3 separate regions of the Homo sapiens genome follow, and regions 2 and 3 are each linked to region 1. The links are chromatin contacts, found by Hi-C or POLR2A ChIA-PET in ENCODE. All regions are on one chromosome and are shown on one strand. Each heading gives the region's core, a stretch centred on a gene start or an enhancer-like site at or near the end of the contact. The rest is flanking DNA. Distances are from core to core; before and after follow the strand shown.

What was found. Hi-C counts contacts between places; a loop is a spot of excess contacts on that map. ChIA-PET counts read pairs that join two places held with the same protein, here RNA polymerase II (POLR2A). Pooled maps may share reads with other maps.
Region 2: a loop to region 1 is called in a map of gastrocnemius medialis, with 2.3 times the contacts of the local background. The contact joins the enhancer-like site here to the promoter of UBE4B in region 1. A Hi-C loop is called at or near these places in 1 of 168 maps with a recorded cell type or tissue (gastrocnemius medialis) and 6 of 50 pooled maps. POLR2A ChIA-PET finds 5 or more read pairs at or near these places in 2 of 52 experiments (PC-3 and activated T-cell).
Region 3: a loop to region 1 is called in a map of B cell, with 18 times the contacts of the local background. The contact joins the promoter of KIF1B here to the promoter of UBE4B in region 1. A Hi-C loop is called at or near these places in 14 of 168 maps with a recorded cell type or tissue (B cell, CD4-positive, alpha-beta T cell, CD8-positive, alpha-beta T cell and 10 more), 5 of 37 single-sample maps with no recorded cell type and 33 of 50 pooled maps. POLR2A ChIA-PET finds 5 or more read pairs at or near these places in 10 of 52 experiments (AG04450, BJ, CD4-positive, alpha-beta memory T cell and 6 more).

Annotation. Positions count from the first base shown.
Region 1 is chr1:10,031,558-10,034,306 of GRCh38, reverse strand. It overlaps UBE4B (ubiquitination factor E4B), which reads right to left and starts at 1,349. Exons shown (of 28, transcript NM_001105562.3): 1 at 613-1,349. The coding sequence starts at 636. RefSeq lists enhancers at 482-531, 923-1,577 and silencers at 1,092-1,311, 1,342-1,731.
Region 2 is chr1:9,798,907-9,801,655 of GRCh38, reverse strand. The region is part of intron 1 of CLSTN1 (calsyntenin 1); the gene reads left to right. Among named protein-coding and RNA genes, the nearest start is that of CLSTN1, 24 kb to the left of the region's middle. Within about 2 kb of position 1,380, at least 4 of the 41 ENCODE cell types and tissues checked have a DNase peak (open chromatin) inside an H3K27ac peak, as active enhancers do.
Region 3 is chr1:10,209,071-10,211,819 of GRCh38, reverse strand. It overlaps KIF1B (kinesin family member 1B), which reads right to left and starts at 1,250. Exons shown (of 49, transcript NM_001365951.3): 1 at 942-1,250. RefSeq lists an enhancer at 1-117 and silencers at 1,019-1,538, 1,569-1,648, 1,735-2,029.

The DNA of each region.
Region 1 (2,749 bases), core at 100-2,599:
GATAGAATGTAACAGAAGAATGCCAGAAGTCATTAGTGGTCTATTAAGTACCAGAATATAACTGGAATTCTCTAAACTGTGGAGAAGATACATATTTTGTTAAATATCAAAGAATCTGTCTGTAAACCACCCCTCAAGCAAAAATATATGTTTAATCAAGCTTATACAGTGCAATAACCACACATATCTGGAATTTCAAATGCTTTCTTTAAAAATATTCACCCACCATACATTCTCATTCCATCCAAAATTGTTCTTTAAATTCCTGAAGACACAGACACACACACACTTTAACTTCATGTAAATCTCGCCCTTCTTGTTCGCATACCCTGAAGAAAAGAATAAACACCTCAAGATGCTCTCTCCTCTTGTTCATACCCTAAAAGAACACTCGGAAAGAAGCAAATGGAGTTCAGAATGAAGAAAGAAGGCAACAGAATAAAGGAGAACAAAACCAGAGACCCTATCGGGGAGTCACGTTATTCTTGGAAAATATCATCTCCGTTCCTTCTCCAAGCCCAAAGGCCAGACAGCACTGGCGCAATACCATCCCTGTCCAAAGCGCTAACGAGTTGCCAACTAATCCCTCAAGGTGTCCCCCAACCTCCTCACCTCATCAGCGCTCAGCTCCTCCATCGCTTTCCTCTTAATGGTGAAAGGCGTTAAGGAGAGATCCTTCTGTTCTCGAGACCACGGCGGGAGGAAGGAGAGTGGAAGGTGTCTATCAGGCTGTCTGGTCCCCCGAATGGGGGAGGTTTCAGAATTGCATAGTCAGAGGTTAAAAAATAAGAACACGAGAGGCACTAAACTGCCTTGGCTTCGGTCACTCCAGTCGCCCCACAGACTACTACAGCCGCTTGTTCCCTGAGCAGCCTCCTTTGGCCGCCACTGCTGCTGCTACAGGGTTGTCTTAAGGCGCCACTTATTACCCTCTGCTTCCCAGGTTACCCAGCTAGGCAGCGCGGTCTCCAGTTCGTCTCGTGCCCCGAGCCTGCTGTTTCTTCGTGATAGTGGCGCGGTAGCTGCGTTCCTACAGCAGATCCTGCTCTCCTTCCTACCCTTTGCTCCTGGCGGGAACTGGTCGACTGCAGAGTGGATACCCCGAGGTAAGGCGACCCCACAGCCGTCCTGGCAGAGCCCAGCACTGTAAGGGAAGCCCCTCCCCTCCCAAAGCAGGCCGGCCACGCCCCGCCTCCACGCCGGAGCCCGGGTAGGGGGGAGGGGGAGGATGGGATGCGCGTAGCTCTCGCTGGAAGAGTAAATCCTCCTACCCCTCCACCCCTACTCTTTCCCCCTCGCCCCACCAAGTATTATTCATCAAAACAACAGGGCGGCCATCTTTGAAAGGGATCACGTGACCCCCGTCAGGGAGGCGGGGCTTCTGGCGCCGGGACGTGGCAGCCAATAGGCCGCGGGCGCCGCGCCGCCGAGTTCCTCTCGCCTGCGTCCTCTCCCCGCCTCCGTCCCACCCCGTCCCGCGCAGCCGCGCCGGACGTGGGGAGGGGCAAAGGGAGGCTGGCGGCTGGGCGGGGCGTTGCCACGGCGACCGCGCTGGGGCTGCGGGCGCGGCGGGCCTGAGCCAGGTAGGCTGGCAAGGGGAGGGACGACTCCCAGACTCGCGTCGGGGAAGATCCACCAGAAGGTGGCGCTGGCCCGCGGCCCGGGGGCCCGCCGCGCCTCCGTTGTTCCCAATCGCCTGCTTTTCTGTGACTTGGGGGCCTAGAAACACCTCATCGCTCCCACTGGACTGTGCGCGCCCGCCGCCTAAGCGAGGGAAAAGAAAACGGAAAACGTCTCCTTGACCCCGGGAGCGTGATCTACCGTATTGAGCGCTCATTTTCTGAAACATCTGCCACACACTCTTCCACCTCCTCCAGGAAAGCCCAGTTGGAAGAAAACTCGAACACAAGAACTCCCATTCATTTTATTTTACCTTGGCCTTTTAGAGATACTTCCTGGGTTTTTTTTTTTTTAAGTGTGTTCAAAAAGTATTGGTAAAATTTGAAAGTATAAATGGATGAGAGACCCAAATCACTGAATTGTACACAGCAAATGCAAGGAAGACGTTTGGAGTCAGTGGGGGAAAACCATCCTCCGGTGCACAAGAATACAAATATTTGGCCGGGCGCGGTGGCTCACGCCTGTAATCCCAGCACTTTGGGAGGCCGAGGCGGGCGGATCACGAGGTCAGGAGATCGAGACCATCCTGGCTAACACGGTGAAACCCCGTCTCTACTAAAAAATACAAAAAATCAGCCAGATGTGGCGGCGGGCGCCTGTAGTCCCGGCTACTCGGGAGGCTGAGGCAGGAGAATGGCGTGAACCCGGGAGGCGGAGCTTGCAGTGAGCCGAGATCGCGCCACTGCACTCCAGCCTGGGCGACAGAGCGCGACTCCATCTCAAAAAATATATATATATGTATGTATATATATATTTATAAAATATAAATCTAAGTTGAGCGATCAAAGTAACAGTACCATGAAATTCCAGATTTTGCCGCTGACGAAGACTATAAGTGGATTGGATGGCTCACTAAGCCATAAAGACTGCATTCCAGAATTAAGAGTTACAATGTATTTGCTACATGCTTAAAATAGGAACCTGACTACTAGATATGTAAGGAATTTGTGAGTAAAAATATGTAAGGAATTTGTGAGTAAAAATAAATCACTGCTGGCTTTGCATATTATCTGCTCTCCAGGAAAGGAATTCTGTGTAAGCCAGAACTTGAACCCCTGGTGACATTGAT
Region 2 (2,749 bases), core at 131-2,630, 230 kb after region 1:
TTGAACCCAGAAGGCAGAGGTTGCAGTGAGCCGAGATCGTGCCACTGCGCTCCAGCCTGGGCAACAAGAGCGAAACTCTGTCTCAACAAAAACAAACGAACAATAATGGTGACCTCACAGAATGAGTTAGGAAGTATTCCCTTTGCTTCTGTAGAGAATTGGTGTAATTTCTTCCTTAAATGTTTGGTACAATTCACCAGTGAACCCATCTGGGTCTGGTACTTTTCGTTTTGGAAGGTTATTAATTGTTGATTTAGTTTCTCTAAGAGATACAGGTCTATTTAGATTGTTTGCTTTTTCTTGGGTGAGTTTTGGCAGATTGTATCTTCCAGGGAATTGATAAATTTCATCTAGGTTATCAAATTTTTAGGCATAGAGTTGTTCATAATATTTCTTATTTATTTACTTTTGAGATGGAGTTTCGCTCTTGTTTCCCAGGCTGGAGTGCAATGGCACGATCTCAGCTTACTGCAACCTCCGCCGCCTGGGTCAAGTGATTCTCCTGCCTCAGCCTCCCAAGTAGCTGGGATTACAGGTGCTTGCCACCATGCCCAGCTAATTTTGTATTTTTAGTAGAGTTGGGGTTTCTCCATGTTGGTCAGGGTGGTCTCGAACTCCTGATCTCAGGTGATCCATCTGCCTCGGCCTCCCAAAGTGCTGGGATTACAGGTGTGAGCCACCGCACCCAGCCTCTTATTTATTTATTTATTTATTTTTGAGACTGAGTCTCACTCTGTTGTCTAGGCTGGAGTGCAATGGTGCAATCTCGGCTCACTGCAGCCTCCGCCTCCCAGGTTCCAGCTATTCTCCTACCTCAGCCTCCTGAATAGCTGGGATTACAGGAGCATGCCACCACACTCCTGGCCAATTTTTTTTGTATTTTTTTTTCTTATTTATTTATTTTATTTTATTTTTATTTTTTTTTTGAGATGGAATCTCACTCTGTCGCCCAGGCTGGAGTGCAGTGGCACGATCATGGCTCACTGCAAGGTCCGCTTCCTGGGTTCACGTCATTCTCCTGCCTCAGCCTCCTGAGTAGCTGGGACTACAGGCGCCTGCCACCACACCCAGCTAATTTTTTTTTTTTTTTTTTTTTTTCTAGTGGAGACGGGGTTTCACTGTATTAGCCAGGATGGTCTTGATCTCCTGACCTCGTGATCCTCCTGTCTCGGCCTCCCAAAGTTCTGGGATTACAGGCGTGAACCACCATGCCCAGCCCCTTTATGTATCTTTTTAATCCATGGGGTCTTATAGCGGTGTTCCTGTTTTCATTTCTGATACTAGGAATTTGTGTCTTCTCTCTTTTTTTTTCATAGTTAGCCTGGCTAGAGGCTTATCAGTTTTATTGATCTTTTCAAAAAACCAGCTTTTGGTTTTGTTGGTTTTCTCTATTGAGTTCCTGTTTTCAGTTTTATTGATTTTTGTTTCAGTTTTTATTTCATTTTCTTCTGCTCTCTTTGTATTTAATCTGCTGATCTTTTTCTAGTTTCCTAAGGTTGAAGCTTATATGATTGATTTTAGCTCTTTCTTTTTTTCTAATATATGTATTAAATGCTTAAGTTTTCCACTAAGCACTGCTTTCACTACATCCCACACATTTTGATAAATTATATTTTCTTTTTCATTTAGTTCAAAACATTTTAAAACTCCTCGATATTTCTTTGTTGATCCACGTGTTACATTTATGTGTGGTTTTTTGTTTGTTTGTTTATTTTGAGACGGAGTCTTGCTCTGTCACCCAGGCTAGAGTGCAGTGGCACGATCTTGGCTCACTGCAACCTCCGCCTCCCGGGTTCAAATGATTCTCCTGTCTCAGCCTCCCAAGCAGCTAGGACTACAGGCACCCACCAGCACGCCCAGCTAATTTTTGTATTTTTAGTAGAGACGGGTTTTCACCATGTTGGCCAGGATGGTCTGGATCTCTTGACCTCATGATCTGCCTGCCTCGGCCTCTCAAAGTGATGGGATTACAGGCGTGAGTCACCGCGCCTGGCATTTTTTTTTTGTTTTTTTGGGAGATGGAGTCTTGCTCTGTTGCCCAGGCTGGAGTGCAGTGGCGCGATATCGGCTCACTGCATAGTCTGCCTCCCGGGTTCACACCATTCTCCTGCCTCAGCCTCCCAAGTAGCTGGGACTACAGGCGCCCGCCACCATGCCCAGCTAATTTTTTGTATTTTTAGTAGAGACGGGGTTTCACCGTGTTAGCCAGGATGGTCTCGATCTCCTGACTTCGTGATCCACCCGCCTCTGCCTCCCAAAGTGCTGAGATTATAGGCGTGAGCCACCGCGCCCGGCTCCCTGGAATTTTTAACTCTCAGAGTTCTGCACATTGAACTCCAGCAGTTTGTCGATTACAGCTTAGGTTTTCCTACCCTGGCACCGGTTCCCATGGAGGTTTCTGCTCTGTAAATTGTGATTCCTTGTGTATTTGCCTGTGTCTCCAATTTTTAAAATTTATGTATTTTTTTCTTTTTTGAGACAGGGTCTTGCTCTGTCACCCAGGCTGGAGTTCAGTGGCACGATCAGGGCTCACTGGATCCTCGACCTCCTGGGCTCAAGTGGTCCTCCCATCTCTGCTCCCTGAGTAGCTGGGACCATGGGCGTGCACCACTATGTCTGGCTAATTTATTTTGATTTAGTAAGAGATGAGGTCTCACTTTGTTGCCAGAATGGGCTCAAACTCCTGGGCTCAAGTGATCCTCCTGCCCCGCCCTCCCAAAGTGTGCTGGGATTACAGGTGCGAGCCATC
Region 3 (2,749 bases), core at 1-2,500, 180 kb before region 1:
GCCCCCGCACTGGACGCAGAAGATGAATAGAGAAACACGGAATTTCACCCCAACAAGAATGGAATCTTGAAGGCAGTTTACCTTGGAAGCTCATTTAGCAATCAAGGAAAAAAAAAAAAAGGGATCTGGAAGCTCCATTCTGGCGTTAGGGGCGGGAATGTTTTGTGTTGCATGAACAATGACTAGCTTGCTCAAGCAGCCTCCCAACCCCCACAACTTGGCTTCTGGTCTGGCCAGTCACCCTGAAAGCTGCCAGGGCTGTCACTCGGTGCCTTCCAACAACTGGACTTGGCTCCTAAAGGATTTGTCAGATCATCCTCCCAATATGGCTGCCCGAGTAATCCCAGTCGGCTGAATGCCGAGACCACACCAGCCTTCCTCACACCTGGCCAGCATCCAACAAGCCCCCTCCCTTCCTATCGCACCCCTCTTTCCAGGCCTCGAGCCCTCGGCTCCCCCAGCGCCAAGCGATGACCTTTCCTATCGCCATCTGGCAAAGGGCATAACCACATTCCCAGCCGAAGCCCGATGCCCACCACAAAGGAGGAAAGGGGAGAGGGAAAATGAGAAACGATGGCTTCAAACGAAGCACAGCCGCCCCCCGGGCTGCAACGTGCGCGGAGCCCAGGGAACGGCCAGGCAGCGGCGGGTCTGGAGAGCGCTGGGCACAGCCGGGGCCTGGCAGCGCGGGGGAAACGGAGGGCCGGTGCAGGGCACTGCGGGGGCCCCAGCCGACCGCTGGACGCCGGCCCGGGACTCGCTGCTGGCCTAGGGAGGGGTCCCCTCCCCCGAGGGCGAGGCTCCCGCACCCGGCGCCCGTCCCGCGCTACCTCCCCTCAGACCCCGCCCGGACCCCGGCCCGGCCGCTCCTCCCCGCGGAAGCGGCCCCCTCCCCAACCCCGCGACCGCGGCGCCAACCGCGGCCAGCCCCGCCGCCTTACCTCAGCCGCGCTGCAGACCGACGGGCGGACCGGGTCAACAGGAGCCGCGGCGCGCGGGGGCGCGGGGGGCCGGGCACCGACGCACCTCAGCGCGAGCAGCGGCCGCCGCGAGCCGCAGGGCGCCGCTCCGCAGCCCCATCACGCAGCAGCCCGGCACCGCATCGAGGTGGGAGGTGGGCGGTGGGCGGCGGACAGGAGTGCGCGAGTGCGGGAGGCCAGGGCGCGGCGACGGCCGGCGGTGACGGCTGCGGAGGACGGGGAGCTGCTCCGACGCGCGCGGGCGCCTCCCAGGACCGCTGCCGTCACACTGCCCCGCTTCGGCCCTCGCGAAACTCCGCCCGCAGTCGCCGGCGCGGGACACCGCCCCGAGCTGGGCCTCTGCGCGTCACCTCGTATCCGCCCCGGCGCCCGCGACGGACACGGGCTGTGACCAATCACAGCACAGAGCTCGGGGCGGCCAGCCAATCGTAGGGTGAGCCGGGGAGTGGGGCTGCTGCGGGGGGCTGCAGGAACATCGAGCGCCCCCTGGTGGCCCTCGGGCCGGCTCAACCAGGGGTGCGGGCTGGCCAAAGCCGGAGCCCGGAGTTCCCTCCCGGGTGACCCCCAAGGGCATTCGTCGGAATCAGCCGCCCCCAGCCACCCCGATAATCCGCCTTATACGGGGACAAAAGATTGACTGAGTGGAGCGGGGCGGGGCCCAGGGGTCCTGACGCCCGCAGAGGAGCTGGGATCAACATGGGAGGCGCCGAGAGTGGAATCATTGTCCGTCGGAAAACATCTCGCAGGCGGAACCGGCCGAACGCGGCGCGGTGGGAGCGGAACCCCGAGAGGGGATGAGCGCATCCCGCGGGAAGCTGCCTGGCCTATTCTTACAGAACCCGAGCAAAACACCTCCCACGCGCCACCTCGGGAGAGAAGGCGGAATGAGTAATGGAAAAGCATGACTTGGTGGGCATTCCACTTGTCTCCTTGGGAGACCGCGGAAGGGCTGTGAGGAGAGGAACAAACGCTTTGCACCGTCCCTGAGTTAACGAGCCCAGCCCCCTTCTGGGAGATGCCCTTGAAGGAGGGAGAGTGGAAGTTAGAAACCCGGAGGACACAAAAGCACGAGCAGTGATTTCTTTAAAATCAGATTTAGATTCAGCTGGAAAGAAAAATCTCACTGTTCAGAAACTGTTCAATTCAGTACTTAACAAAATATAATCTTCAGTGATAATATATTCAATTATCAGGCCCAGGCCGAGCACTATTACTTTATAAGGTTGTGAATTATTTTTATTTACTAGCAGACATTGAAAGTAAAATCACATGTCTTCCCCTGAATTAAATACAGTATTATTGTGAGTAAAAGGTATTATGTACAAGCATATGCACTAAAACATCGAAATTAATTTTCTACACTAATAATTCTGGAAAATCTCCACCACCACTCAAGTCCTCAGACTCTTCATCCGCTTTTATTGATCACGTCTCATTTTATAGAATTTAAGCTCCACCTACCTGCAAAAGGATTTGACATAGCTTACACTAAAGCATACAGCAGTGAAACCGTATAGCTTTAAAATAGGCGTAAAATTCATAATAATGAAACAAGCAAGAGACTTTTTAAAAGCTGTTTGAATGAGAGGCATGCCTAGAAAGAAAAATTTTTTTGTTTTGTTTTGAGACAGAGTTTTACTCTCGCCCAGGCTGAGCTCAGTGGCACGATGTCAAATCTCTGCAACCTCCGCCTCCCAGGTTCAAGCGATTCTCCTGCCTCAGCCTCCCGAGTAGCTGGGATTACAGGTGCCTGCCACCACGCCCGGCTA